Linked DNA regions of Homo sapiens: regions 2 and 3 are each linked to region 1. A link is an interaction called in ENCODE POLR2A ChIA-PET data of the cell type or tissue named here. Cell type or tissue: OCI-LY7. All regions are shown on one strand. Each heading gives the region's core, and the rest is flanking DNA. Links, peaks and the distances in the headings are about the cores only. Region 1 overlaps BICD1 (BICD cargo adaptor 1). Region 2 has its middle 7.2 kb from the start of AMN1-AS1. Region 3 holds the start of LINC02422 (long intergenic non-protein coding RNA 2422).

Evidence for each region. ChIA-PET counts read pairs that join two places held together with the same protein. Peaks named below come from ENCODE experiments on the same cell type or tissue, not always from the same donor. Only the 100,000 strongest peaks of a DNase experiment are listed, where the experiment ranks them.
Region 2: POLR2A ChIA-PET joins it to region 1 with 12 read pairs; 3 of 35 experiments call an interaction of 5 or more read pairs at or near these places.
Region 3: POLR2A ChIA-PET joins it to region 1 with 12 read pairs; 3 of 35 experiments call an interaction of 5 or more read pairs at or near these places.

Annotation. Positions count from the first base shown.
Region 1 is chr12:32,259,114-32,269,491 of GRCh38, reverse strand. The region is part of intron 2 of BICD1 (BICD cargo adaptor 1); the gene reads right to left. Among named protein-coding and RNA genes, the nearest start is that of FGD4, 140 kb to the left of the region's middle. RefSeq lists enhancers at 3,279-3,388, 4,303-4,352, 4,393-4,442. In OCI-LY7, for the core only: a CTCF peak has its summit at 7,671; DNase peaks (open chromatin) are centred at 3,361, 3,831, 4,281 and 7,661; H3K4me3 peaks cover 3,554 bases; H3K27ac peaks cover 8,000 bases.
Region 2 is chr12:31,731,282-31,741,659 of GRCh38, reverse strand. No RefSeq gene overlaps it. Among named protein-coding and RNA genes, the nearest start is that of AMN1-AS1, 7.2 kb to the right of the region's middle. RefSeq lists an enhancer at 7,241-8,440 and a cis regulatory region at 8,474-8,701. In OCI-LY7, for the core only: no CTCF peak of the experiment used is centred there; a DNase peak (open chromatin) is centred at 7,787.
Region 3 is chr12:31,882,725-31,893,102 of GRCh38, reverse strand. It overlaps LINC02422 (long intergenic non-protein coding RNA 2422), which reads left to right and starts at 5,900. Exons shown (of 2, transcript NR_135029.1): 1 at 5,900-5,936. In OCI-LY7, for the core only: no CTCF peak of the experiment used is centred there; DNase peaks (open chromatin) are centred at 2,342, 4,402, 4,842 and 5,772; H3K4me3 peaks cover 4,827 bases; H3K27ac peaks cover 6,579 bases.

The sequences.
Region 1 (10,378 bases), core at 1,001-9,000:
CTAGTAAAAATGCTTTTTTGCATATGGAGAATTACTGTTAAAGTTCTCACTTAATAGTTCCTATACAGTACTTAGGCCTGAGGAAGAATATGCTCTAAGTTTTCACAATGTAAGAAAGTAATTCACATTAAAGAAACAAAACTCTATCATCAAAGTTTTGGAGGACAATATTCATATTACTTTAATAAAAATCACTGAAACATTTATTTTAAGTTCAAAATATTCATGTGCCTATTTCCAATATTATCTTTTAAACAAATCTATCTTTCTAACTTGTCATTCAGTATTAATATATACTACTATTTAAATCTGATGACATTAATTCTTGGGAAAATAAAAAAAAAATAATGCAGCTGTGGGCACATTATTGACAACAAAGTTTCTCAAAATGTGGTCCCAGAACCAGCAGTATCAACATCACATGGGAACTTGGAAAAAAGCAAATTCTCAAGTCCCATCCCAGACCTACAAATCAAAAACTTCAGCAATCTGTATTAAACTCCTCTGATTCACACTACAGTTTGACAAGTAGTCCAAAGAAGAAAAATCCACTTGCAACGGTTGAAGCTCATCCAGAAAACAGATGCTCATAAGTAGGTTGGCTTATGAGCTATTCAATGTCCAGAAATTAGATACAATAATAATTATTAACTTTTTGTCAATGGGTGAAAATTCCACCTTATTTTATTTTCATTTCATTTATTTATTTTTATTGTCACCCAGGCTGGAGTGCAGTGGCGCGATCTTGGCTCACTGCAACCTCCGCCTCCTGGGTTCAAGTGATTCTTCTGCCTCAGCCTCCCAAGTAGCTGGGATTACAGGCACTCACCACCTCACCTGGCTAATTTTTGTATTTTTAGTAGAGACGGGGTTTCGCCATGTTGGCTAAGCTGGTCTTGAATTCCTGACCTCAAGTGATCCACCTGCCTTGGCCTCCCAAAGCGCTAAGATTACAGGCATGAGCGACCGTGCCCAGCTCAAAATTCCATCTTATTTTTACAAGCTTCTAATTTCTTGCTTGCTGTGGCACTGACTTTTGAATGAAGTTGCTTATCCAATGATGTATTTCTTTTTTACGATGGGCAGTTGAACATGGACCAATGACGTATTTTTTATTTTGTTTTCTCCGAGAGAAGTTGCACATCTGTTCATATCTGGGGCTCAGTGTCCATAGTACCCTGATGGGCAGGAATGCAGGCACTCTCCATCCTGGCGCATCCCTTCTCTTCGAAGGAAGAAAAACAACTTCTGTTGACATTGGTTGTACTCATTGTCCTTTGAACAAGACAAACAACCCTTGCAAATGGGATGTGATACATAACTAGCTCAAACTGGACTTGTCAAACTGTCCAGCAATTAAAAATAAATAATGGTAAATAAAAATAAATAGGATAGGCTGGGTGCAGTGGCTCACACCTGTAATCCCAGTGCTTTGGGACACTGAGGTGGGAGGAAGGCCAGGAGTTTGAGGCCAGTCTGGGCTACACAGTAAGACACCATTTCTTCAAAAAAAACACTTTTTAAATTAGCCAGAAGTGATGGCCCATGCCTGTAGTCCCAGTGACTCAGGAGGCTGCGGCGGATCACTTGAGCCCAGGAGTTAGAGGGTGTAGTGAGCCATGATTGTGCCACTGCACTCCAGCCTGGGCAACAGAGTTAGACCCTGTCTCTAAAAAAACTTATTTTAAAAAGGATAGTCAGACAATGAAACAAAATAGAGAGCCTAGAAACAGATTCACTGGTAATAAAAGTTAATTAACAACAAAAATGTCATTGCAGATCAGTGGGGGAAAGATGGGTTAGAAGAAAATATACCAGAACATATTTATCACTTTGCAGCAGAGAATTTCTTAAATAAGAAACAAAAAAATAGCTTAATAAGGATTGATAAATTTAACTACATTAAAATTCCATACTTCTGTTCATTCAAACATCATTTACAATAAAGTAAATGAAAAGACCAGCCTCTAACTAGGAATAGATATTTCTCACACATATACTAATTGACAAAGATTTATATTTAGTATGGATTCACCCAGCAACTATTTACTGAGTACTTGTTCTCTGCCACACACTATTATAAGTGCTAGGGATACAGTAGTAATTAAAATACAAAACAAAAAAACTACAAAGATCTCTGCTTTCTTGAACTCACAAGAAATAGTTTAAAAGAGACCTAATCAATAAGTAAATTATGTAGTTTATTTAATTACAGTTCATTGTATACACTGTGTACATATGCAGGGATCCAGAAGGAGAAAGTTTGAAAGGCTAGGGATAAGATGTCTAGGAAAGAGGCAAATGGATAGACACATAGTAGTATCAGGTGTGTGATCTTTCGATTGCATGGTAACACCTATCAGAGAGCATTTACCAAGGAAGAGACACTAAACAATGAGATAGACAGAATGATGTGCATGACATGTCAGCCTCTGTCATCAGCCACTCCTGTGCTGGCACCATGGAACCATGAGCGTAATGGGGACTGTCAGTACATAACAGAAGTCAAACCTCAGAGCCAGGGTTCTGGGGGCAGGGCTCTAATTCCCACAAGGAGGAATGGTTTCTTACTAGAATGTGACTGAGGTATTATTCATTAACTTCGTGCTCATTCTAAATTTTTTTTTTTTTTTTGAGACAGAGTCTCATTCTATTGCCCAGGCTAGAGTGCGGTGACGTGATCTTGGCTCACTGCAACCTCCATCTCCTGGGTTCAAGTGATTCTTCTGCCTCAGCCTCCCGAGTAGCTGGGATTATAGGCATGCACCACCACGCCTGGCTATTTTTTTATATTTTTGGTAGAGACAGGGTTTCACCATGTTGGCCAGGCTGGTCTCGAACTCCTGACCTCAAGTGATCCACCCGCCTTGGCCTCCCAAAGTGCTGGGGCTCATTCTAAATTCTATCTTAGCTGTCATTATCTTCCATTTGAGACCATGCATTTTGCCAAAATAACTTTTAGATGATGCGGTTTAAGATGATTTTTTGGCAGTTTGCTTTTAGATGATGTTGTGGCAGCTCACATGAAGGAGTTTCCAAGAGTTAGGTCCTAATTAAAGAGGAAATGAATTTTTAGAATGTGGCCTGTTATCATATTTCCAGCACTATTACTGATAGTCGCTATATTGAAAAGGAAAGCCCCTGTTACATAATTGACAATGACCACATTTTAGTAAAATTTGAAATTTCCAGAAAATATAATTTCTAGTGTTTCTAAGACAAGAAAATTCTCCAGTAGATACAATGCATCTTTCTGATGAAATGACTCCCGTTCCCCTCCTTCCACCATTGCTGCAGGTTTCTATTAAAATAGACAGTCTATGTATGATAGAACTACAGGGCTATGACCTAGGAAGAGGAAGTGACTGCACAGAAATGACCTAAATAGAAATCGTGTCTGTGCTTAGATGAGGAAGTCTGTATATATCACTATTAAAAGTTTAAACAAATTTGTGAGAAGCAATGAAAGTCTCTATAGACTATGGATATAAAAATGGATGCACAAATAAATGGAGAGAGATGACACGCTTATTCATCATGCTGCCTAACAAGCCGTGAGACAGATGTGTAATTGGGGCAGAGAACAGTGTACATTCTTTATACTTTAGAATTCTCTTCTCCATTCTAATTTATGTAAGCTGGAAGTGAAGATAGAAGAGTCTGTTCTTGAGTTAAACTGCCGACCAAGACTGAAAATTTGTCCAGCAGAAGCTCTTCAACACAGAAAAATTATACTGTAATTTTCTTTTCTTTTTGTCTTTTTTTTTTTTTTTAAATAGGATCTCGCTGTGTCACCTAGGCTGAATGCAGTGGCACAATTATAGCTCACTGTAACCGCGAACTCTTGGGCTCAAGGGATTGATCATCCTGCCTCAGCTTCCCAAGTAGCTGAGACTAGAGGCATGCGACACTGTGCCTAATTTTTACTTTTTTTTTTTTTTTTTCTGTAGAAACGGGGTCTCACTATGTTTCCCAGGCTGATCTTAAAATCTTGGCCTCAAGGGATCCTCCCGCCTCAGCCTCCCAAAGTTCTGGGATTACAGGTGTGAGCCATCGTGCCCAACCCTGTAATTCTTAACAAAAGAACCAACTGAATTGATGTGAAAGTCTTAGTTTATAGTTACCTTATACATTTTTCTCCTTTAACCAAGACATTCGCATGGGAACTGCTTCTAGCCATGATGAAGTAAGAAAGGACTTAGCTTTTTATTGTGAGCAATTAGAGAACTGAACGAAGTACAGGAAGCAGCTGTTTTCAGACTGAACACGAGGCCTTGTAAGACTAATCTCTGTTAGAGGGGAAACAGATGGGATGAGCATGAGAAACACCTGGGCCTTCTGCTTGGAGGCAATGTATAAACTGCAAGTGCAAGAAGGGGAAACCCAGAGACCCCAGAGGCCTCGTGGAGGTAAGGAGAGGGGGCTCTGAGTTCAGAAGGCTAAGGCAGCTGGAAGTTGCAGAGTAGAATTCTGGAAAGGAGCGACCAGCACAGAAAAATAACTCCAGGAATCTGCATAAGGATTTGCTTAAGCCCTTTCTGTGTACAAGGTCGCACATGCCTATTCTGCAAAACATCACGCAAAATGCAGCAGTTACAAAGAAACAGGACAAGGTCTCTGCCTCTTAGGGGCTAAAATATAGTGAAGAATTTCACACTGGTAATAATTTCCTTTTTGCTCTGACATCTTAAAAATTCTATTTAGGCTGGGCATGGTGGCTCACACCTGTAATCCCAGCATTTTGGGAGGCCAAGGTAGGTGGATCACTTGAGGTTAGGAGTTTGAGACCAGCCTGGCCAACAATGGTGAAACCCCATCTCTACTAAAAATACAAAAATTAGGAGGGTGTGGTGGCACGTGCCTGTAGTCCCAGCTACTTGGGAGGCTGAGGCAGGAGAATTGCTTGGACCCAGGAGGCAGAGGTTGCAGTGAGCTGACATCATGCCACTGCACTCCAGCCTGGGCGACACAGCAAGACACTGTCTTAAAAAAAAAATTCTATTTAATTTCTAAAAACATTTTTTACTGTAACAAATGTTAGAATGTTATCAATTCTATATGTATTTTTTATGGAGAAGGTATTGTAAACATATAGCCAATCATTCATTCCTTTTAGTAGTTCAACAAATACTCACTGAGTGCACACAATATGCAAGAAATTGTGTAGATGCCGGGATTTTAAAAAGGATAGGATCTTGCCTCTTCCTCAGAGTTTATAATTTAGTTGAGGAGATATACTTAAGAGCTAATAACAATATTTAAGATTTATTGAATCCGTACATGCAAGTAATGTTCTAAGTATTTAGTACATAATAATTCATTTACTCCTCACAACAGCATTGTGAGATAGGTATTAATATCACAATTTTATAGACAAATAAATTGAAGCACACAGAGATTATGTAAATTTGCTTAATGATTTGCATTCTGTAAGTGGCAGAGCCAGGATCTGAAGCCTTGCAATCTGACTCTAAAACAGCTGCTATTAAATATTAGTGTATGGTGCTTTAAAAAATGAACTACTCTACTTGCAGATGTTTTGTGGTAAAAAAAATTTTAAAGAATTTTTTAATGAACTACTACTCATCAAGCATTTATTGGAGGCCCTACCCATGCAAAGCACTCTGCTAGACAGCAAGACTTAAATACGTGTAGAACAATCCCTCGCTTCAAGAAAACTATAGTCCGCATATGATTAACTTAAAATGATTATTATGGATTAATATTTGAAAACATCCATAATATATCACATGACTCCTGCAGGAAAAATATGCATTCTGAGTCTCAATTTACTTATGAATGAACTTTTGGAGTACCTTATTGCCAGGTGAGAACTGGCTCTATGATGTGTTGCAAATAATTATTTAGCATGCATTCTTTTATTTGTTAATACTTGAAACATGTTCTCACATTCTTTTCTGTAATACTTTTTTTTTTTTTTTCTTTTTGGGATGGAGTCTCACTGTCACCCAGGCTGGAGTGCAGTGGCGTGATCTTGGCTCACTGCAACCTCTGCCTCCCGGGCTCAACCAGTTCTCTGCCTCAGCCTCCCGAGTAGCTGGGATTACAGGTGCCCACCACCACACCTGGCCAATTTTTGTATTTTTAGTACAGGCAGGGTTTCACCATCTTGGCGAGAGTGGTCTTGAACTCCTGACCTCGTGATCCACCCGCCTCGGCCTCCCAAAGTGCTGGGATTATAGGCGTGAGCCACCATGCCTGGCCTTTTCTTATTTTAAAATGTTCACCAATCATGAAATAGAAGTCCTTTGGTGCTGTATGGTCACCCATTGTCTCAGTTTCCTAGGGCTGCTGTTATAAATTACCACAAACTTAGTGGCTTTTTTGTTTGATTTTGAGACCGGCTCTCACTCTGTTGCCCAGGCTGGAGTGCAGTGGCCAGATCATAGCTCACTACAGCCTTGGCTGCCCGGGCTCAGGTGATCCTCTCTCCGAAGTAGCTGGGACTACAGGCGTGCACCACCACACCTGGCTAATTTTTTTTTTTTCAATAGAGACGAGATTTCACCATGTTGGCCAGGCTGGTCTCAAACTCCTGAGCTCAAGCGATCCGCCCACCTTGGCCTTTCAAAGTGCTGGGATTACAGGCGTGAGCCACCACTCACAGCCTAAATTTGGTGGTTTAAACAGCAGAGTTTGTTCTCTCACAGTTCTGGAGGCCAGACACTTGAAATTAAGGTGCTGGCAGGGGCCATGCACCTTCAGAAAGCTCCTGCTTCTGGTGCCCCTGGCATTCCTTGTCTTATGGCAGCAGAATTCCAATCTCTGTCTCTGTCTTCACATGGCCACCTTCTCCTTTGCTGTCTCTTATAAGGATACTTGTCATTGGCTTTAAGGCTCACTGTAACCCAGGAGATGGACTCATCTCTAGATCCTTATCTTAATTACATTGGCAAAGACCCTTATTCCAAATAAGTCACATTCTGAGGGACCAAGGGTTAGTATGTGTGGAGCTCTGTGGTGTATCTTTTGGGGGCCACTATGCAATCTACTATACTCACCTTATTTATTCTTATTTTTTGTCATTTTGCTAATGTGAAGGGTGGCAGGTGTCTGAAAGGAACGGATGGTGAAGACATCAGGGAGGGACTTGCTAGTACCAGGGATGGGGCTGGAGAAGGAAATGGGAGACTGAATAGGGAAAGCAGGAAGTAGAAGACTCAGATTATAGAGTAGCCAAGGACTCTCCAATTTCAGGCTCAGATGTAGACACAAGATCAAGAGCAGAGTGGCCAAAAAAAGAGACAGAATTAAGAAAAAGCCAATGTCAAGGCAATGGGGAGGGTTTGAAGACAGTGCTCACGGATTCTGGTAATGAGCTGCATTTGCACTGTGATAAAAGTTTAAGGACATTTATAGGTAATGCACATAAAGCATATAACAAGCATAAATAACCTTGTTATATAAACCCACGACTTAAAATGGGGTCACGTTTAATAGTAACAACCCATATATTACTGGGTCTTGCCCCTGTCAGGTACTGTAACATCTCTATCCAAGTATGCACTCACCTCACCCCACAATTATTTCTGAGAGCTCCCATGAGTTGTCTTCCTGGACTCACAAACATGGCCTGTCAAGGCATTCGCCATTTCCTTCCTCTCCTGCTTCAACCCTTTCTGGTAAAATCCACTTTTGGGTCTCTGCTGCCCCCTAACTGGCACAAGGGGGCCTCACTACTGTCTCTGATGGCCCCAGTGAGCTCCTTTCTGCCAAGTTCCACCAGGCCTTGCTACCTGATTTTGCTGGGTACACCTGCTGCCAACACCACTTCAGTAGTAGAATCTCTTCCAGGAAACAACACCACAAAGGTGGTGGAATCCTCCAGCATCAAAATGGCACTGGTCCTCAAAATGCAATTCACTGAATTCCATGAAAATATGACAATACGGTTTTCCTTCCCTATAATATCACCTTTTTCCACTGGAGTTTATAGCAATGCTGCTTGTGTCTTAGTGGGCGGCAGACTTTCACTTATTGTCTTCACATCCCCATACACTGTCCCTACAATGTGATGCAGACATCCATTCTATATGCATACGAACACCAGTGAGAGCCCACAAAGACCTGAGCAGAAGGGCACATCCAACTGACCAACAAGCACTAAGCCGGAACAGCCCTAGGGCAATTGATGAATTTCTGGGTCAAGGGAAGAAAAGAAGAAATAGGAAGGGTAAAACACAGGAAGAGGTAATTACTATTCATCGTCTGTGCATCTAGGAGAAATTTTTGTAAGTTTTGGATGAGTTCCCTAGCACAGGGTCTGGCACATGGGTCATCCATAAGTATTTGTTAAATGATCAGTGAGATGGAGGAATCAATCCTGTGAAATCATGAGCTTGGGCCTCCTTCGGTAACAAAGTCCCCATGACCATCCTCATCATCTGAGAACTCTCCTTCCTGTACAACAGGACTCACTTTCATTTGCCCTTGATTGCCTAGCCCAGTCAGGAAACTGAGATTCTCCGAATCAGTGGCATATTCGCCTACAAGGCTATTTTTATTGAAATAGGAAATCAGACAAGGGAAAAGTCAGCGGGGAAACTGCCAGATATTCAAGCAGTTTAAGTTTTAAGACCCTTGGGCAAAACCAGTAATTGCCCAGGTTTAAGTGAAGGGAAGCAGATGCTGCTCACCCACACAGTGAATTGTCCTGAAACCCTAAAGGGCTTAGACAGGAATCCAGGCTAGAAAACTAACCAATAGCATTTAGAGGAGAAACAGACAAGTAACATGATAGACAACCATGTTTTCAACCTATGGGCTATGACCCAGAAGTGGTTTGTGAAATCAATTTAGGGAGTTGATTCCAGCATTAAAAAAAAAAAAAAAGTACTAGAATACAATAGGATAGAATAGAACAGACAATTTCAATGAGTAATGGTAAGCACTGTTTCCTTGATGTATTTTACTTTGGAATGTATATGTATATGCATATCTATACCTATATATGAATGCAGACACACACACATGCATGCGAGTCCTTGGTAGCAATGTAAAATGTATTGTTTATTGTGAGCTACGTAAAAAATGTTTGAAAGGCACTGCTGCAGAGAAGACAGGCAGATACAGTCATGGAAAACCAGAGAGTGCACATCCCACCAGAAGGGCAGCTACAACTCAGTTCCAAATGATTCTTGCTATAGCTTAGGATTTCCAAAAGAAGCCAGAAATCTGCATCTTTGTTAAATGTCATAATTTTTAAACGTTGGCAACCAGTTCAACAAAACAAAAGAAAAAAAGTGAGGCTGGGCGTGGTGGCTCATGCCTGCAATCCCAACACTTTGGGAGGCGGAGGCGGGTGGATCATCTGAGGTGGGGAGTTCGAGACCAGCCTGATCAACATGAAGAAATCCTGTCTCTACTAAAAATACAAAAATTAGCTGGGCGTGGTGGTGCATGCCTGTAATCCCAGCTACTTGGGAGGCTGAGGCAGGAGAATCACTTGAACCCGGGAGGCAGAGGTTGTGGTGAGCCAAGATCAAGCCACTGCATTCCAGCCTGGGCAATAAGAGCAAAACTCCATCTCAAAAAAAAAAAAAAAAAGTGTGTAGTGTATATATATGTGTTGACAACAGCCCACAGACACACAGCTTGTTTTCTCTATCCTACAGTAATACTCTTATAAGCCTACTCTGCAGAAAGATGTTACTGATCATTCTCTTGTTCACAAATATTGACTGCCTCTTCCTACAAGCCCTTGCCTTTAGATTATATAATCCACTCACTAACATCAGTCTTGGACATCTGATCTCCTTTGGCCAATGAAATGTGAGTGTAAGTGAAGTGTGTGCCACTTCTGAGCCAAAGTTCTAAGAACTTGTGTGTGGCCCATTGTGTTGCCATCTCTCCTTTCTCTCTGCCTGGAGACCAGCAATGCCCCATATTGAGGCTGTCCCTTCACAGAAGCTGCCAGAATGATGCTGATGTGGAGCAGACCCACTGACTGTTGGAAATAGACATGCAGCAAGAACAAGAGTTAAACCTTGCCTTAAGCTACTGAGATTCTCAAGTCATGTGTCACTGTTAGGATAACCAAGCCTCAGTCCACTGATACATTGCTTTACATAGATCGTAATCAATCTTATTAAGTAATTTTTCCAATAATCCTTTATTTATTTGTGGGTGGAGGATTACCCAGGTGCCAAGGCAAGAAACTGAAGGCACAAACTGTTTCAGTGTAATAAAGAAAACAGTTAGAATAGTTATAATACAAATTAGATATAGAGATGATCGTGGACATTATTAATCATTAACTTTTAATATTACTCTTTGTTGTGTTACTAATATAACCAAGGAATAACGGCGGGTATAGGGTCAGGTGCTGAAGGGACATTGTGAGAAGTGACCAAGAAGG
Region 2 (10,378 bases), core at 1,219-9,218, 530 kb after region 1:
GTGCTTAGTATGTGACAATGCATTGCTTATTTCTTAAACAGTGGCAAAAACAAATGCTTGAGAATCAGAAATATACTCAATTTTACTTTCTGTCTAACATGTCTAATGCCAATTCCAGCTGTCACATGCGTATTTCACAAGTAAAATGGAATAAGTCAAATAAGAGGCTCAAAGTAAAGCAATGAACTAGAATTTTCCTAACTTGCATCCTCAGTGCAAGGATGTATTGCTTGGACCTGCAGAGCCATCTTGAAAGCATGAGAGGAAAACTCAAGGGAATCACAGAGGTTCTGAGCAGGAATTATAATGTCATTAAGCCACTGAACAACCAACCCTGGAACTATCCTATTCTGACCTCCCTCCTCTTATTCTGACCTCCCTCCCTCCCCCGCTTCCTCTCTTCCTCTCTTCCTTCTCCTTCCTTCCTTTTCTCTCTCTTTTTTTTTTTTTTTTTTTTTTTGAGACAGTGTCTCACTCTGTTGTCCACTGGAGTGCAGTGGCACAGTCTTGGCTCATTGCAGCTTTGACCCCCCCCAGGCTCAAGCGATCCACTCACCTCAGCGTCCTAAGTAGCTGGGACTACAGGCATGTGCCACCACAGCTGGATATATATATATATATATTTGGAAGAGATGAGGTTTTCCCATATTGCCCAGTCTGGCATTCTGACTTTTCATGTGAGATTAAAACCTTATTTTTTTCTAGGACATAACCAAACACAATAATATTTGCAGTGGAAGGCTTTGTGGTTTGTGGTGGAAAGACTCTTAGTTGGCCCCACGATCCTTGCCTCCCCTTATGTGATCCTTTCCCCTTAGTGTGGGCAGGATCTGTGGCTCGCTTCTAACTGAAAGAAACAGTAAAGATGATGGGATGTATGTGATTGTGTGTACATGATTGGGGTCATGTTACATAAGATGGTAGCACCCATCTTTCTCCCCCTCCCCCAGTTTAGCTTTGAGGGCGCAGATGGCCATGTTAGAGGACTCTGCATGGCAAGAAATACAGGCAGCCTCTCAGAGCTGAGGGCAGCCTCCAGCCAACAGCCAACAAAAAACTTGAAGCTCTCAGTCCTACGACCTCAAGGAACTGAATTCTGCCATTAACATGAGTGAACTTGGAAGTGAGTCCTTCCCCATCTGAACCCAGGTGAGACTGCAGTCCCTGATGACAGCTCGATTGTAGCCTTTTGAGACCATAAGCAGAGGACCCAGTCAAGCCATGCTCAGACTCCTGCTACTTGGTAAATGTGTATTGTTACAAAACAATGAAACGCTAATAAGGGTATGGCTATTCACACCTTTTCCCCCTAATTTTTAAAATTTATCAATAAAAATTATTATTAAAAAATATAAATAGGCTGGGCGTGGTGGCTCACGCCTGTAATCCCAGCACTTTGGGAGGCCGGGGTGGGCGGATCACCTGAGATCAGGAATTCGAGACCAGCCTGGCCAACATGGTGAAACCCCGTCTCTACTAAAAATACAAAAATTAGCTGGGCATGATGGTGGGCGCCTATAATCCCAGCTACTCGGGAGGCTGAGGCAGGAGAATCACTTGAACCCGGGAGGCGAAGGTTGCAGTGAGCCGAGATCGTGCCACTGCACTCCAGCCTGGGTGACAGAGCAAGACTCCATCTCAACAAAGAAACAAACAATTAAACAAACAAACCAAAAAAATATATAATTTAAATAGCTTCACTCTCCTGTTCACCTGTTCAACTCCTCACTCCTCTTCCCATTCATTAATTGATTCCACATTTATCCACTCTTCACACAGAAGAGTCTGGGCAGCAAATACAGGAAAATCCTTTTGGCTTCAGAGTTTTTTGGGCTTCCAAATTGCAGATAAAGGACTGTGGGCTTTTAGTATATAGCCATAGAATCACTGGGGGATGGAACAAGACACTATTTGTAAAGGCTTGGAACAAGATTCAGCACACAGGAAGGGCTCAATAAATAATAGCTGTTATGGTGATTAGAATTAGAACTCCTGGGGCAGGTCTCTCTGACTGCTCTGTTACTCCTTGCAAGTCACTTCCTTTCTCCGGGCCTCAGTTTCCCCATTTTTAATAGGAGGGCCCCTCAGAGAAGCTCTCAAAAAGAGGGTTGAGCTCCTGTTCTGGAGGTGGCTCTGGACTGGGTGCTCATGAGCTGCAATACGAATTGCTCCTGAGCGAATGGTACACAGTCTGTTTGCGGCCTTAGTTTGTGGCAAGCCTGGGGAAATGGCTTCTCCTTGCCTAATCTCAGGTTCTCTACTGTCAAATGGGGCCAGAAGGTCACTCCCACCTAAACACATGAGAAAAGAGGCAGGACAAGGTGTACTCACTCTGGACTGGGCTTGTTTGTTTTTTAAAATATCATTTGAGGGGAAGAACAGATGCAAGGGTTTGCCTGGCTTCTCCTCATATACACAAAAGAACCCCCCACCACCCTAATCCCAACCCCCATCTCCACCCCAGCACAGAGCAGAGAGGAGTGACTCCTTGTCTCTGGCCTAGTCTTCTGTGCAATTGGAGTGAGGGCTGCAGGTCTTCACCTGCCCAGACCACCACACCCACCTCTGCATTCCCCATTTCTTTTTTTTCCTTATTTATTTATTTATTTTTGAGACAGAGTCTCGTTCTATCGTCCAGGCTAGAGTGCAATGGCACGATCTCGGCTCACTGCAACCTCCACCTCCAGGGTTCCAGCAATTCTCCTGCCTCAGCCTCCCAAGTAGCTGGGATTACAGGCGCATACCACCACACCCAGCTAATTTTTGTATTTTTAGTAGAGATGGGGTTTCTCCATGTTGGCCAGGCTGGTCTGGAACTTCTGAGCTCAAATGATTCACCCCCCTTGGTCTCCCAAAGTGCTGGGATTACAGGCGTGAGCCACTGCTTCCCCATTTCTTATGCAGTAATGATCTCTATCAGTGTTCCTCTCCTACCTCCCCCACCAGACTGTGAGTTCACGCCTAGCACCCTGCGTGTACCTCGATAAATGTGGAATCAATGAACAAATGGGAAGAGGAGTGAGGAGTTTACCAGGTGAACAGGAGAGTCAGACAACACTTTCAGCCTGGGCGTGCACTCAGTTGACAGCCCCACAGATGTTCAGCAGTGGTCAAATTTGAGTACATTTTGAAGACTGAGCCCAGAAACTCATTGAAGGATTAGAGGCAAGGAGGTAGAGATTGGAAAGAGACAAATCAAAGCTTTGTTCATTCATTCATTTTCAATTAGTAATTATTGGTTATTCACTAGGTATCATGTACTGTTTAAAGTGTTTCAGGCACAGTGGCAAACAAAAGAAAAGTCCCTGATTTCAAGGAACTTACATTCTAATTGATGGAGACAAGCAACAAACAAACAAATTAAGATATTACAGAGTGTTAACTGCTAAGAGAAAGGTAAAAGAGGGTGATGTAACAGATTTTTAGGAAGAATACATGTGGCTGAAAACCCAACTCAAAATGGGGTGTCTCATAATATCCAGTCATATGTACCATAATAGCTTTCTAAAATCTTGAAAATTTTGAATTCTGAGAATTGCCTGTCCTCATGCACTTTGAATAGGCTTTATATTACTATCCCCATATTACAGGTGAAAAAATAGAATTACTAAGGAGTCAAGTGATTCATTTTAGGCCAAAATAAGGATTCAGAAGCTGTAGTCAGAGACCAAGCTCTTAGTGACACAGCCTCCGTGGTTCTGAGATTCAAGAGCCTGTGATACTAAGATATCAAGTGTTATCACTGTCATCACAGCAATGCAAGATTGAAGGCAACAGATCCAGGCCCAAAGGTCCTGCAGATGCAATGCTGCTTGCCACCACCATCACCTCCTTCTCGGTCCCTGAAGGGCTTCCCACCTTGTGAGGAAGCTAAAGATTCTAGAGGGGATTAAGGAGAGGCATAGCCTTCGGGGAAGCCACCACCAGGCTCTAACCTATTCAAAACATGCTGCAATTCACTCCCCAAAGCCCCCTCCATTCTTCACACTGCCGCCCAAATGGTATTGAGGTAGGAGGTGGGACTCAACTCCAGACCAGATTGAAGACTGGCTGAAACAGAGAAGCATGGAAAGCACTTCTTCATAAGACACTCCTACCAGTGACGCGACAGTTTACCATTGCTGTGGCAACACCTAGAAGTTAGCACCACTCTCTCTGGCAATGACCTGGAAATTACCACCCCTTTTCTAGAAATTTCTGAATTACCTGCCCCTTGATTTGCATGTAATTAGAAGTGGGTATAAACATGATTAGAGAACTGCCTCTGAGCTGCTCCTCTCAATACACTGCCTATGGGGTAGCTCCGCTCTGCAGGAGCAGTCATGGAGCTGTCACACTGCCACATCAGAAAAGCTGTTTTCTGGCTGGGCATGGTGGCTCACACCGTAATCCCAGCATTTTGGGAGGCCAAGGTGGGAGAATCAGCTGAGGTCAGGAGTTCGAGACTGGCCTGGACAACATGGTGAAACCCCATCTCTACTAAAAATACAAAAAATATCCAGGCGTGGTGGGGAGCACCTATAATCCCAGCTTATTGGGAGGCTGAGGCACGAGAATTTCTTGAACCCAGGAGGTGGAGGCTGCAGTGAGCTGAGATCATGCCACTGTACTCCAGCCTGTGTGACAGAGCGAGACCATGTCTCAAAAACAAACAAACAAACAAACAAACCTGTTTTCTACTATCAGCTCACCCTTGAATTATTTCCTGGGTAAAGCCAAGGACTTCCCCAGGCTAAGCCCCAATTTTGGGGCTCACCTGTGTTGCACGGGTATCATTCCCCTTCTTTAAAACTTCAATACTGTCATTTCATTTTGAATAAGATTCAAAGTCAGGTGTGCAAGTGAGTGTGTGTGTCTGTGTGTGTGTGTTGCTTCTTCACAGCCCTGATGCATCAAAGTTAGTTTGGGTTTTTTTGTTGCTATGTTTTTTTAGAGATAAGGTCTTTCTCTGCTCTGTCAAAGACTTCAGGAAGAAAAAAAGAAAAAGAGGGCCTCACTCACTCTGTTGTCTAGGCTACAGTGCAGTGGCATGATCATAACTCACAGCAACCTCAAACTCCTGGGCTCCAGGGATCCTCCCACCTCAGCTATGACTACAAGCATGAGCCACCATGCCTGAATCAGACAGTTTGTTTGGGGGTTTTTTTTGTCTTTTTTTTTTTTTTTTTTTTTTTAAGATGGAGTCTGGCTCTGTTGCCTGGGCTGGAGTGCAGTGGCACGATCTCGGCTCACTGCAACCTCTGCCTCCCAGGTTCATGCCATTCTCCTGCCTCAGCCTCCCAAGTAGCTGGGACTACAGGTGCCCGCCACCAAACCTGGCTAATTTTTTGTATTTTTAGTAGAGATGGGGTTTCACTCTGTTAGCCAGGATGGTCTCCATCTCCTGACCTCATGATCCGCCCACCTCGGCCTCCCAAAGTGCTGGGATTACAGGTGTGAGCCACCGCGCCTGGCTTCTTTTTTTTTGAGACGGAGTCTCACTCTGTCACCCAGGCTGGAGTGCAGTGGCACAATCTTGGCTCACTGTAACCTCCACCTCCCGGGTTCAAGCAATTCCCCTGCCTCAGCCTCCCAAGTAGCTGGGACTTCATGTGCACGCCACCACACCCGGCTAATTTTTGTATTTTTAGTAGAGACAGGGTTTCACCATGTTGGTCAGGCTGGTCTCGAACTCCTGACCTCAAGTGATCTGCCTACCTCAGCCTCCCAAAGTGCTGGGATTACAGGCATCAGTCACTGCACCCAGCTGTTTTTTTTTTTTTTTTTTTTTTTTGAGACAGAGTCTGGCTCTGTCACTCAGGCTGGAGTGCAGTGGTGCCATCTTGGCTTACTACAACCTCTGCCTCTGAGGTTGAAGAGATTCTTGTGTCTCAGCCTTCCGAGTGGCTGGGATTACAGGCACCTGCCACCACATGCCAGGCTACATTTTGTATTTTTAGTAGAGATGGGGTTTCGCCATGTTGGCCAGGCTGGTCTCAAACTCCTGACCTCAAGTGATCCACCTGCCTCAGCCTCCCAACGTGCTGGGATTACAGGCGTGAGACACCAGGCCTGGCCCAAAGACAGTTTTTTGATCGTCAAGGTTTTACCTGATTTGGGCCCAGGCTCAGCCAATCCCATTTCCTCCTACTCCCTGCTCCATTCAGCCACACTGACCTCCTTCTGTCCTTCAAATGCTATCAAGCACATTTTTACTTCAGTGCCTTTCTTTTCCCTCTGTCTCTAAATCTCTGCATAGCTGCCTCCTTTTTAATCCTCAGATCTCAGCAGAAGTGTCACAGCGTCAGAGAAGCCTTCCATGACCACCTGAGCAAAAATAAATCTCTCTCTTTCTCTCAATCCGTCCTCCCCATCTTGTTCTTTATAGTTCGTATCTCCATATGCTGTTTTGTTTGTGTGCTTTTCTATCTCTCACACTAGAGTGTAAGCTCCTAGAGGACATATTCATGTACTGATACATCCCACCTGGTATATAACAGGTATTAAATATTTGTTTGAATGAATGTAAGTAATGGGGTTTGAAAGTCTGATTATCTGACAGAAATACCAGGCATTTGATTCCATTGCAATAACCAGTAATTGTGAGTTAGGAATTACATAACTTTCTAAAAATAAAAATAACAAGTGAAGCTAATCAAAAAAAGATGGTGGTTTAAGCTGTCATTGCGCTGGCTCCCAGCATCTTAGTGAAAGACCACAATTGTCATCCCTCTCACTGTTATGAAACTATAATAGGCTGGGCACAGTGGCTCGCGCCTGTAATCCCAGCACTTTGGGAGGCTGAGGCGGGAGGATCACCTGAGGTCAGGAGTTGAAGACCAGCCTGGCCAACATGGTGAAACCCCATCTCTACCAAAAATACAAAAAAAATTAGCTGGGCTTGGTGGTGGGCTCCTATAATCCCAGCTACTTGGGAGGCTGAGGCAGGAGAATCACATGAACCCAGGAGGCGGAGATTGCAGTGAGCCAAGATCACACCACTGCACTCTAGCCTGGGCGAGAGTGTGAGACTGTCTCAAAAAAAAAAGAAAAAAAGGAAACTATAATAATTATTATTTTGGCTCAGATGAAGCTATTCTTATTAATTTTCAAAATGTTTTTGATATTTAATCCCTTTACCAAAAAAATCAGTAATCTGTTGATGAGTTACTTATTTTCTAATTTCTCTCCTTCTCTACTCTAGGCTCTGAGAAGCTGACTTTTATTGATCGCATAAACGGGGATGCTTTGAGCTCTAACTTCTGGTTGGCTGAAGCAATGACAGCCGACAGCAGGACATCAAAAAGGGGATGAAGAATGGAGCTTGAAGGGTATTCCTGTAGCCCCTTCCTGGCTGGATCACAACAGGCTGGCTAGGTTGCCTTATCAAACTGAAACCGCCTTTGCAAAATTATCACTGAGACGGTGAAAGAGTTTTAACTTAACCGACTCCATCTTGCTTCTAACCTCCTTGTTCGTTCAGCATAGGCTGAACTAACTTTGAGAGAAACTTATAGTTTAAAACAAAGATGATAACAGCCCTTTCCCAAAGCACACCTCCTTCTTGCCTGGGGACTAGATTCCCTTTGTAGGACTAACATTAGCTACAAGATTAGAAATTATGGTTTAAGAGTCATGCAACTAGAGGCTTCAAGATTTTCTTCAAATATCTCAGTGCTTGAGATATTTTCCAGACCCTGCAATTGCCGGATCAGCTGGCACCACCCAGATGGATAAACTGGCTAATCTGATCTTGTGGCTCCCACCCAGGAAGTGACTCAGCACAAGAAGACAGCTTCAACTCCCTATGATTTCATTTCCGTCCTGACCAATCAGCACTCCCGGGTCACTGGCTTCCCCCAACCCACCAATTTATCCTTAAAGATTCTGCTCCTGGCTGGGCGTGGTGACTCGCACCTGTAATCCCAGCACTTTTGGAGGTTGAGGTGGGTGGATCACCCGAGGTCAGGAGTTCGAGACCAGCCTGACCAACATAGTGAAACCCCGTCTCTATTAAAAATACAAAATTAGCCGGGCGTGGTGGCACATGCCTGTAATCTCAGCTACTTGGTAGGCTGAGGCAGGAGAATCACTTGAACCCAGGAGGCAGAGGTTGCAGTGAGCCAAGACAGCGCCACTGCACTCCAGCCTGGGTGACAGAGCAAGACTCTGAAAAAAAAACACAAACAAAAAAAAACTCTGCTCCCCAAATGCTTGGGGAGACTGATTTGAGTAATAATAAAACTGTCTCCCGCACAGCTGGCTCTGTGTGAATTACTCTTTCTCTATTGTAATTCCCCCGTCTTGATGAATCAGTTCTTTCTAGGCAGGGGGCAAGGTGAACCCCTTAGGCGGTTACAAATTCAAAGGCCACAGTTCCTTTCAGGTGGCTTCACCTGTGGTCACTCTGGCAAGGTTTTGGTTTTGCCCTCCAGGACCAGAAGAGGTAAGGTCTTCCTGCTATTGTAGCGCTATGGTATTGAACTACCTTTACCCTTGCTCTGCCCTAACTCTGTCCACACCTTTGGGAACAGCTCCTTTATTAACATCTCCTTGCTTCTCCTGTTTGAACTTGCCCAACTCTTAACCTGCTTGGATCCTGAGTCATCCATTGTATGACTCAGACTCCTGAGAATTTGAAAGTCACAGATCTCTAACCTAGAAACAAAGCAAGTGTTTCTAGCCAATGGGAAATTTCAACAATGTATAACAATCCATGAGCATGGGCACTGTTATTTCCAATTTGGAGTGTGATATTATAAAACAAGCTATGAAAAGAAACTAAATAAAAAGACGTGTTATTTTCTCAAAGGACACTTGGAGAGTTAAGAGCAATCCTATTTGAAAATAACCTACACATGGTAGGATAATAAAGTAGGGGCTCACTTGGCTTAGCTCCGTTCTGTTCTTGTGAAAGCACACATTCATATAAATAAGATATACTTGTTTTATATATATTTATTGTATTTTAAAACATGGGTCCACATACAGCTCATATATTACATTATGAATTAACAGCATGATTTAAGAAAAGTAATTTTGTTAATTATTTTTATAAAACAAACCCAGAGGCCGGGTACGGTGGCTCACGCCTGTAATCCCAGCACTTTGGGAGGTCGAGGTAGGTGGATCACAAGGTCAGGAGTTCGACACCAGCCTAGCCAATATGGTGAAACCTCGTCTCTACTAAAAATACAAAAAAAAAAAAATTAGCCTGGCATGGTGGCACATGCCTGTAATCCCAGCTACTTGGGAGGCTGAGGCGGGAGAATTGCTTGAATCCGAGAGGCAGAGGTTGCAGTGAGCCGAGATTGCGCCACTGCACTCCAGCCTGGAGTAAAGTAAAACAAACCCACAGCAACAATCTATGATAACGTTTACTTTGTATGGTAGCTATGGTAGGAAGTGGAGGAGATTCTGAGCTAGAGGAAACTATATTAAAGTGGGCACAGCAAACAGAGAGGAGAAAAGGAAAATATCTTGCCCTTAGCCTAACCCTGCCTACAAATCACTTACCATACACTAGAAAAGACTTTCATTCCCAATAACTTTGCATTCAAAGATAAACCATGAATAGCGGGAACCTCCTAAAAGCCTTGACTAACGGGAAATCCTAAAAGCTTTGCCTCCAGAGATAAGCCACAAAAACAAGAACATCCTGTTTTCCTTACCACAAAACAGGAACATCTTGTTCTTATCCAATTGGAATGAACTGCCATATCTGAGCTATAAATATCTGCCATTTCATCTGAGCTATAAATTCCTCTATTCTATTTAGCGAGCCACTCTCTGAAAGTCTGATTTTCTTGAACTGCAAGTAAAAATGTCTCTCTGTGCTCATATTTGTCTTTGATTTTTATTTTGACATAGGGTTCCTGAACTGATTTTTGGGGGGGGGAATCCTGAAGTTGGACGCACCCAGGGCTGGCTTCATGGGTGGGCAAAATGTGCAGTCACACGGGCCCCACTCTGGGTTTAGTGCTCTGCTATCACCATCTTAAAATTCGTAATTTCTTTGTTTTTTTTGAGGTAGAGTCTCACTCTTGTTGCCCAGGCTGGAGTACAGTGGTGTGATCTCGGCTCAGTGCAACCTCCGCCTCCTGGGTTCAAGCAATTCTCCTGCCTCAGCCTCCTGAGTAGCTGGGATTACAGGCACCTGCCACCACGCCCAGCTAATTTTTTTGTACTTTTAGTAGAGTTTCTCCATATTGCCCAGGCTGGTCTCGAACTCCTAACCTCAGCTGATCCGCCCACCTTGGCCTCCCAAAGTGCTGGGATTACAGGCGTGAGGCATGTGCATTTTAGCTTTCTAGATCAGGTGAGGGCACATGGACAAATGGCTCAAGGGTCAAATCCAGTCCACTGTCTGTTTTTGTATAGCTTGCAACTTAAGGATGGC
Region 3 (10,378 bases), core at 801-8,800, 380 kb after region 1:
AGTGGTACTATCATACTCACTGCAATCTCAAATTCATGGGCTCAAGTGCTCCTCCTGCCTGCCTCAACCTCCCAAGTAGCTGAGAATACAAGTGCTTGCCACCACACCCAGCTAATTTTAATTTTTTTTGTAGCAATTGGGTCTCACTATATTGCCCAGGCTGGTCTTGAACTCCTGGCCTCAAGTGATCCTCCCACCTCAGGCTCCCAAAGTGCTGAGATTGCAAGCATGAGCCACCACACCCAGCCTGATGTTTGGTGTTTTCATTGTATTAGTCCATTCTTGCACTACTATAAAGAAATACCTGAAACTGGGTAATTTTTCTTTTTTTTTTTTTTTGAAACGGAGTTTTGCTCTTGTTGACCAGGCTGGAGTGCAGTGGCACGATCTTGGCTCACCACAACCTCTGCCTCCAGAGTTCAAACAATTCTCCTGCCTCAGCATCCCAAGTAGCTGGGATTACAGGCATGCGCCACTATGCCTGGCTAATTTTGTATTTTTAGTAGAGACGGGGTTTTTCCATGTTGGTCAGGCTGGCCTTGAACTCCTGACCTCAGGTGATCCACCCACCTCAGCTTCCCAAAGTTCTGGGATTACAGGTGTGTGCCACTGGAAACTGGGTAATTTTTAAATAAAAGAGGCTTAATTGGCTCACGGTTCCACAGGCTGTACAGGAAGCATGCTGGGGAGGCCTCAGGAAACTTTCAATCATGGTGAAAGACAAAAGAGAAGCAGGCACGTCTTACAGGGCCAGAGCACGAGGAATAGAGAGAGTGGGGAGGTGCTACACACTTTTAAACAACCAGATCTCCTGATAATCCACTCACTATCACGAGAACAGCACCAAAGGGGAAATTTGCGTACAAGATCCAATCATTTCCCACCAGACCCCGCCTCCAACATTGGGGATTACAATTTGTCATGAGATTTGGGCAGGGACACAGACCCAACCATATCATTCATTATCACTCAATTTAAGTATGTCTTAAAATTTAAAAAAAAATTTTTTTTGTCTTATAACTGATGAAGTGGCAAATATTTCTTAATTTTTCTCATGACATCTGCTTGGTCCCAGGAGTTACTTAATGGTGCACTTTTAAGTTTCCAAGTAAATTTTAAGTAATCTTTTTTTTTTTTTTTTTGAGACAGAGTTTTGCTCTTGTTGCCCAGGCTGGAGTGTAGTGGCATGATCTCGGCTCACTGCAACCTCCGCCTTCTGATTTCAAGAGATTCTCCTGCCTCAGCCTCCCGAGTAGCTGGGATTACAGATGCCCACCACCACGCTTGGTTAATTTTTGTATTTTTAGTAGAGACGGGGTTTCACCATGTTGGTCAGGCTGGTCTCGAACTCCTGACCTTGTGATCCACCCACCTCGGCCTCACAAAGTGCTGGGATTACAGGCGTGAGCCACCACACCCAGCCAATTTTAAGTAATCTTTAACTTTAAAATTTTAATTGCCAGAAGGTCAGAGACTGTGGCCAGTAGAATATTCTGATTAGTAGATATTTTTTCCCTCCATTTTAACTCTAATGCCCTTTCCTTGAGCTAAAGCTTTTCTTCTTAACTCTGTCTTCCTCTAGAATAAGGGAAGACATTTTCGGGAGGTTCTTATTTTCCTCTGACCCCTGGCCACTAGTCCAACTAGTGCAACACATACCTGAATCTTAGAGTAAGTGGAGCACAGGATTAAACTGCAACTCGTGCCACACATGTCATTTTTAGCCCTCTCCACAGTGCATTGCACGTAGGACTAGTAGATAGCATTTCTTGAAGGCTCACCATGTGCTGGGCATTGTACTGAGAATATTGTATACAGTATCTCATTTAATCATCACAACACCTTTATTTTCTGCCATTTTGTGCACGAGGAAATGGAGGGAATGAGAAATTGAGTAACTTTCCCCAAGGCACACAGCTTAAGGTGATAACACCAAGAGAAGTGCCTAGTGTTTGTCTGACCACAGAGCCCACGCTATGTGAGCACTCACATGAGATGTGCTGAACAAATCTTATTTTGTCATTTGCTGAAATAAGATTTGTTCAGCAAATGAACACATTCAGTGAATCTGTTCAGTAGTTCACGGCCAAAATGGAATTCGTTGCCACTGGGTTATGCATCCACATAATCCTCTGTTATCACTTTATATAGTACACTCAACACTTGGGGAAAATCCTCAGGAATTTGGAATTATCTTCCTTTTGGACTGTTTTCAAACTATCTCTGAAACAAGAATGTGAAGAAATACAAGGCTGGTAAATTATTAAAGCTGCTACCTGTCTCTTAATGTCAGTGGTTTTCATGTTACATGTCTTTCTGACAAACCAATAGACACCTAACCACATCCTTGTTCTTAATGCTTCCTGTTAATGCTGTTAAAGCTCAGGAAATTGTGAACTTTCTAAATTACTTAAGATAATTTGCAATCATCCTCAAAAATCACTTTTTGTTGCTTCATCTTGTTGCATAACTTTGCTTTATCCTCACGATAGATCCCATTTTCCACAATTAATTACTTATATATTTTAAATTTGTGTTGTATATGTTCATACAAACAAAAATAAAACAAATTGAATACATATGGAGTACACTTTATTATTTATTTATTTTACTTATTTATTTATTTATTTTTTTCAAGAGGGAGTCTTGCTCTGTCACCCAGGCTGGAGTTCAGTGTCACAATCTCTGCTCACTGCAAACTCCGCCTCCCGGTTTCAAGTAATTTTCCCACCTCAGCCTCCTGAGTAGCTGGGATTACAGGTGTGCACCACCATGCCCGGCTAATTTTTGTATTTTTACTAGAGACCAGGTTTTGCTGTGTTGGCCGGGTTGGTCTTGAACTCCTGACCTCAGGTGATCCACCTGCCTTGGCCTTCCAAAGTGCTAGGATTACAGGTGTGAACCACCAACGCCTGGCCTTATTATTTTTAGTTTTGTGTGGTTTTTCTTTTTTAAAGTTTTCTTCTTGAATTCAATGACAACAAGCAATGTTTGAAATTATCTTTTGATTTTAAATAGCTACTGTTTCTACTTTAAAATGAAAGAAACACGATATGTACAAGTTAAAACAATAGAGCTGTTTATGATCATTTACTTTTTTATTGTGACAAAGTATATATTACATAAAATTTAACATTTTAACTTTTTTTTTTTTTTTTTGAGACAGAGTCTTGCTTTGTTGCCCACGCTGGAGTGCAGTGGCACGATCTCAGCTCTCTGCAAGCCCTGCCTCCCCGGTTCTCACCATTCTCCTGCCTCAGCCTCCCGAGTAGCTGGGACTACAGGCGCCCGCCACCACGCCCGGCTAATTTTTTTTTTTTTGAGACAGAGTCTCCCTCTGTCGCCCAGGCTGGAGTGCAGTGGCGCGATCTCAGTCACTGCAAGCTCCGCCTCCTGGGTTCACGCCATTATCCTGCCTCAGCCTCCTGAGTAGCTGGGACTACAGGCGCCCACCACCATGCCCGGCTACTTTTGTTTTTGTATTTTTAGTAGAGACGGGGTTTCACCGTGTTAGCCAGGATGGTCTCGAACTCTTGACCTCGTGATCCACCCGTCTTGGCCTCCCAAAGTGCTGGGATTACAGGCGTGAGCCACCGCGCCCAGCCAATTTTTTGTATTTTTAATAGAGACGGGGTTTCACTGTGTTAGCCAGGAAGGTCTCGATCTCCTGACCTCGTGATCCGCCCGCCTCAGCCTCCCAAAGTGCTGGGATTACAGGCGTGAGCCACCGTGCCCGGCCTTTTTTAACCGTTTTTAAGTGTAACATTCGGTGGCATTACGTACACTCACCGTTGCACAACTGTCGCCACTGAATTTCCCCCAGATTGCAGAGTTACTTTGGGAACACTATTTTGGTGATCTGAGGATTTTCAGAGGCTTTCACTTGAATGTTCTTAATATAATAGCCCTCCCTCGCTTCATCAATCAAAGAACAGTTGCTAAATATACCTTTTCCCACCGTTCATTCTGAGACTAGAGAAGTAACCACTGAATGGCTCCATCACGCCATTGGACACACTGGGAAACTGACTCTGGTCAAGGTTCCATCTATCACCTGGGTTCTGTAAACTTCTACTCTGAGTGGTGGACTATGCTGGATTTGTTGTTGTTGCGTTTGTTTCATTTCATCTTACTTTATTTTGTGTCTCCATGGATTAGCATCAGTTCAGAGCCAAAATCAATTAGCCCCCCCCTCCACCAAAAAAAATATTTACCTGTCTCCAGTTTATAGTCACACTGGGAAATGGCCCTACTTATTTCTGGGGAATGTTTTACTGAAGATCCACAAAACACACCTGTGGTCACATTGCAGTGTGCTTTCGGGCTCCAAGTCTGAACTAGCTTAGTTTGAGAAACTGGCTAAGAGTGTGTGAATTCCCACTACAGTGACTTAAACTAGGTTTCTGCCCACTAGACCTAGAATCATTGCCTGGATATGTGAAGAAGTACTTTGGGCTGCCCTTGTATTTAATTCCTACAGTCTTATGACTGATTACACGATGTTACATATCCCGAAAGTTCATACCCTGTGATCGTACACACTTCATCCCTGTGGGTTACTCTGGTAATTGTACTCACCTTGTGTTATGCAATTTGTGTTCCCCCAAAATCCGTAAGTTGAAACCCTAACCGCCAATGGGATGGTATTAGGAAGTGGGGTCTTTGGGAAATAATTAGGTATAGATGAGCTCATGAGGGTGGAGCTCCTGCTATAGGATTAGTGTCCTTAGAGAAGAGAAAGAGAAGAGCTCTCACTCTCTTTGCCATGTGAGAAGACAGCCATCTGTGAACCAGGAGGCAAGCCTTTACTGCAAACCAGCCATGCTGGCACCCTAATCTCAGGACTTCCAGTCTCCAGAACTTGAGCAATAAATGTTCGTTGTTTAAGTACCCATCTATGGTATTCTGACTGACTAAACCCAAACTGACTAAGACACCTTGTCACTGCAAGCTAAGGATTGCAACTGGCCTCTACCACTCCTGGATCCTTTATTCCAGCTGAGATCAGGAAATTCAATTCCATGGCAACATCCTTTGCCACCATCTCCTGCTGGCAAAGAACAGCTGCAACACAGTTTTATAAGAATGCTCAAGTCTCCTTACTGTTGCATCTGTAATGCCTGGGTATAGGGGACGTCCTCCAGGCTCTTCCAGGGATGACTGTCTTTCAGAGTGGCAGGGCAGGCTGTTCATAACAGATTCATGCATCATTCTTGTTTCCCTGGGCCTTTAGACTCCTTCCTCTACTTGTATACAATGTTCATAACAGCATTATTCATAATAGTCAAAAAGTGGAAACAACCCAACATGTGTTCATTGGCACCATCCTAAGGCTTAGTGTTCATCTGCCCTTTATTTAAGATGAAGAGGTTTTCCTTGCACATCCATTTATTCGCCCTGTTACCGAAATGCCAGGGGTTCTGTCTAGGTACTGCTGCTTGATCACTGAGACAATGGGTATTGCCAGGGAAGAAGGCTTTAGTTGGGTGCTGCAGCTGAGGAGATGGGAGATGAGTTCTAGATCAGTCCCAAATCCATCTCCCTGACTGATTAAAATTAAGGGTTTGTATAACAGAAAAGAAATGTAACCATTTTTGGGAAAACAAGAATTAGGGAGGGGTAAAGGGGAGGAGTTGGTCAACAAGAAGCAGGTGGTTGCTTAGGCAATCATGATGGGTGAGGGGTCTGGCTCCTCATTGTCCAGATGCAGTGATCTGGTAAGTTTCAGTTCCTTGATAATATCTGGGAGGCCTGATGGTTGGCTTCATGAGGAAGGAACTCAGATTAAGACAAATGTAACTTTCTCAAGTTTTAAGACTGGGAGGGTCAGTTTTCTTTCAGTTTCTTTCTTTTATTCAAAAGAAACCACAAATACCAGTTCTATCAGACAGTTGGGCCATTTTCAACTCAAGGCATCTGAGTTCCTCCTCATCAAGGTAGGGTGACTTTAAATGTCTACAAAGGTGGGATGTGGATTGTCCTCAGATTCTGTGTTTGTTTATAGGGGTGTGTGAAAAATTTCCCCTATCATTCAGCCTTCATGATGGAAGATCTTTTTCTCCTTTCTTCTTCCTTTAAGTCTCTATTTCCTTTCACTTTCCCCTGCAATCAAGCTGCTTGTTCTTCTATCTCCTTCCTATTCCCAGCTGTGATTTTATCTAGTCTTTGTGAATTAAGAAACTGGTTTAAGAAACTGGTTTCTAAGCATGCATTTTAATCATTTCAAGTCACAGTCAAGTTAGCAATTCTTGAACTTTTTTTCTGCAACATTGTGGCCTGGGGAAGGCGGGAAAGGAGCTTTTGGGGGATCATTAAGAGAGCAAAGCACAAAGGTATACAGCAAATATAAGCAAATGTATACTTCAGGCCCTAACCATGCCACGTTATAACAGAAACACTTTTCTCCAGGACTCTTGTTGGCATCACCCCTTAGGATCCAGATATGCTGGAGAAGATACAAATCATTCTGACTTAAAGAATCTTCAAATCAGTAAATATTTTTTGAGGATCATTGCCATACCATGTACCATGCAAAATGCCAGGAATACAGCAGTTAAACACAAACACACATGGTTCCTGAATTTGTGGACCATGTTTTTATGAACCTCATAGTACCGGCTAGAATTGTGAAATCATTGTAGGCACCATCTCTACTGCAGAGAAGAAAACTTTTGCATATATTGGAGAACTGAGCCTCTAGTCATATTTCAATATTGTCTCCAAGTCCCTTTTAATTCAAGGCCTTCTTCATTACAATCCACATCCTGGAATAGAAACTTAGACTAGTTGATAGCGTACAAGAGTTGACAAGGCAGAGGAGATGCTCAGAGATAGAAAAGGAGGCTTGTCAGAGTTTCCAAGCTAACTACATTGTATATCTCAGATGAGAGAAAAAGGGTTTCTCTCGTTAATTAAGAAATTCCTTTGGAGATTAATGAGGACAGAATGCAGGATGTACAAGAGAATATTCTCAAACCAAACAGCTTTTAACCTGGGAGAATAAAGAGACCCAAAGGGCTAGTCTTTGTCTAGAGCAGAGAAAACACAGAAGAAAATTTAAAAATATTCCTCCATTCCAATATTTGTATAATCTTGAGGAAAAGGCCTTTTTAAGCAAAAGACAAAATCTTTAATCCAGAGGATATAGAAGAAGAAAAAGATTTATGTTTGGCTACATAAAAATTAAAAACAGCATAGTAAAACATGTGACTAAAATGTTAAAAAGCAAAGAGCATTCTGGGGAAAAATATTTGCAACACTTAAGATTGGCACATATATTTCTTACAAGTAATAAGTCCAACAACTTAATAGGAAAATTGGCATTCTACTGACACTCGTTTGAATTTGGGAAAAAAGTTTTTTTAAAAAGAAAATTGGCAAAAGATATAAACCTACTGTTAAAATAAAAATAAATATTAAATAGCATGCATTAAATACTAAACAAAATAAATATGGCATATAAACAAATGAGAAGATGTTCAACTGCATTCATAATTAAGGAAATGCAAATTAAAATAGCAGAAAACCATTTTAACTTAGATGGATAAATCTCCATGGTGCTGGGGAATTTGCTGGAAAATAGACATACTTGGAACTATAAATCTTTGTAGCTGCATTGGTGGGCAATTTGGCATTTTTTTTTTTTATACTTTAAGTTCTGGGATACATGTGCTGAACGTGCAGGTTTGTTACATAGGTATACATGTGCCATGGTGGTTTGCTGCACCCAACAACCCGTCATCTAGGTTTTAAGCCCCGCATGCATTAGGTATTTGTCCTAATGCTCTCCTTCCCCTTGCCCCCCACCCCCTGACAGGCTCCAGGGTGTGATGTTCCCCTCCCTGTGTTCTTGTGTTCTCATTGTTCAACTCCCACTTATGAGTGAGAATATGCGGTGTTTAGTTTTCCGTTCCTGTGTTAGTTCGCTGAGAATGATGGTTTCCAGCTTCATCCATGTCCCTGCAAAGGACATTGAACTCATTCTTTTTTATGGCTGCATAGTATTTCAAAATGTAAAACACAATATTCTTTACATCAGTCATTTCCTGTTTGCTTTCCAACCCATTCCCTACCCTTCTGCTCTGCTCTGTCCCACAGAGGCTGAGCCCTGCAAACTACAGTTCCTAAGCCCCTTTGCTAACTGGCTTTTATTTAGAATCAGCCAATGGAAAGTGCTGGCAGGAGACTGAAGGGTGAATAATTGAATGGGAGAGCCAGCATATTTCTTTCCCCTTTCTGCATCTGGGGGTCTTCCCAGCAGCGGCTGCATCTGTCTCATATATGACCCAGCTCCCACCAGGCAGGACAGCCCTTCCCACCCAGCTTCTAGCCTCTGGTCACACCGGCTCCTCAATTTGTCCCTCTAGCCCTTGGTGGTTTTATCTTGTTGCTGATCTTTTTTTTTTTTTTTTGAGTGGGGGACACTGTTTCATTCTTGTTGCCCAGGCTGGAGTGTAATGGCGCCATCTTGGCTCACCACAACCACCACCTACTGGGTTCAAACGATTCTCCTGCCTCAGCCTCCTGAGTAGTTGGGATTACAGGCCTGTGCCACCACACTCGGCTAATTTTGTATTTTGGGTTTTTTTTTTGTTTTTTTTTTGTGAGACGGAGTCTCGCTCTGTCACCCAGACTGGAGTGCAGTGGCGTGATCTCGGCTTACTGCAAGCTCCGACTCCCAGGTTCACACCATTCTCCTGCCTCAGCCTCCCAAGTAGCTGGGACTACAGGCGCCCGCCACCACGCCCGGCTAATTTTTGTGTATTGTTTTTAGTAGAGATGGGGTTTCACTGTGTTAGCCAGGACGGTCTCGATCTCCTGATCTCATGATCCGCCCACCTCGGCCTCCCAAAATGCTGGGATTGCAGGCGTGAGCCACTGCGCCCGGCCTAATTTTATTTTTTGTACAGATGAGGTCTCACTTTGCTGCCTAGGCTGGCCTCGAACTTCTAGCCACAAGTGATCCTCCCGTTTCAGCTTCCCAAAGTGTGGGGATTATAGGTGTGAGCCACCTCACCTGGTCCAACCATTTTATTTATAATAATTTTTCCTTCATTCTTAGCTGTGTGAGCGTCTGCAGGCAAATACCTCAGCACAAGGATACTCAGTGAAGCATTGCTTTTAAGGGAAAATGCACAGAAACAATCTAGGTATTTATTGATTGGTGATTCATACAATGGAATACTATACAGCAAATTAAAGGAACGAGGTAGATTTATATACGTGGAAAGATAGGCAAGATATTGTTAAGTGAGAAAAGCAAGATGCCAAACAGCATGTACAGTATGAGTTAAAAAAAAAAAAATACACATAGGCCGGGCGTGGTGGCTCACGCCTGTAATCCCAGCACTTTGGGAGGCTGAGGTGGGCAGATCTTGAGGTAAGGAGGTGAGGAGATTTGAGACCATCCGGGCTAACATGGTGAAACCCTGTCTCTACTAAAAATACAAAAAATTAGCTGGGCATGGTGGCATGAGCCTGTAGTCCCAGCTACTCGGGAGGCCGAGGCAGGAGAATCGCTTCAACCCAGGAGGCAGAGGTTGCAGGGAGCTGAGATTGCGCCACTGTACTACAGCCTGGGTGACAGAGCGAGACGCCATCTCAAATTAAAAAACAACAACAAACAAAACAAAACAGCACAGCCAGGCGCAGTGGCTCACATCTCTAATCCCAGCACTTTGGGAGGCCAAGGTGAGCAGATGACTTGATGCCAGCATGTCCAGAATTGGTTCCTTCTGGTGGGTTCTTGGTCTCACTGAGTTCAAGAATGAAGCTGCAGACCTTCGTGGTGAGTGTTACAGCTCTTAAAGATGGTGTGTCAGGAGTTTGTTCCTTCAGATATGTCCAGAGTTTCTACCTTCCAGTGAGTTCATGGTCTTGCTGACTTCAAGAATGAAGCTGCCAACCTTCATGGTGTTACAGCTCTTAAAGGTGGTGCAGACCCAAAGAGTCAGCAGCAGCAAGATTTATTGTAAAGAGCAAAAGAAAAAAGCTTCCACAGCATGGAAGGTGACCTGAGTGGGTTGCCACTGCTGGCTGGGGGGGTGGCCAGCTTTTATTCCCTTATTTGGCCCCACCCACATCCTGCTGATTGGTCCATTTTACAGAGCACTGATTGGTCCATTTTACCGAGTGCTGATTGGTGCGTTTACAATCCTTTAGCTAGACACAGAGCGCTGATTGGTACATTTTTACAGAGTGCTGATTGGTGCATTTACAATCCGTTAGCTAGACACAGAGTACTGATTGGTATGTTTTTACAGAGTGCTGATTGGTGCATTTACAATCCTTTAGCTAGACACAGAGCGCTGATTGGTGCGTTTACAATCCCCTAGCTAGACAGAAAAGTTCTCCAAGGCCCCACTCAACCCAGGAAGTC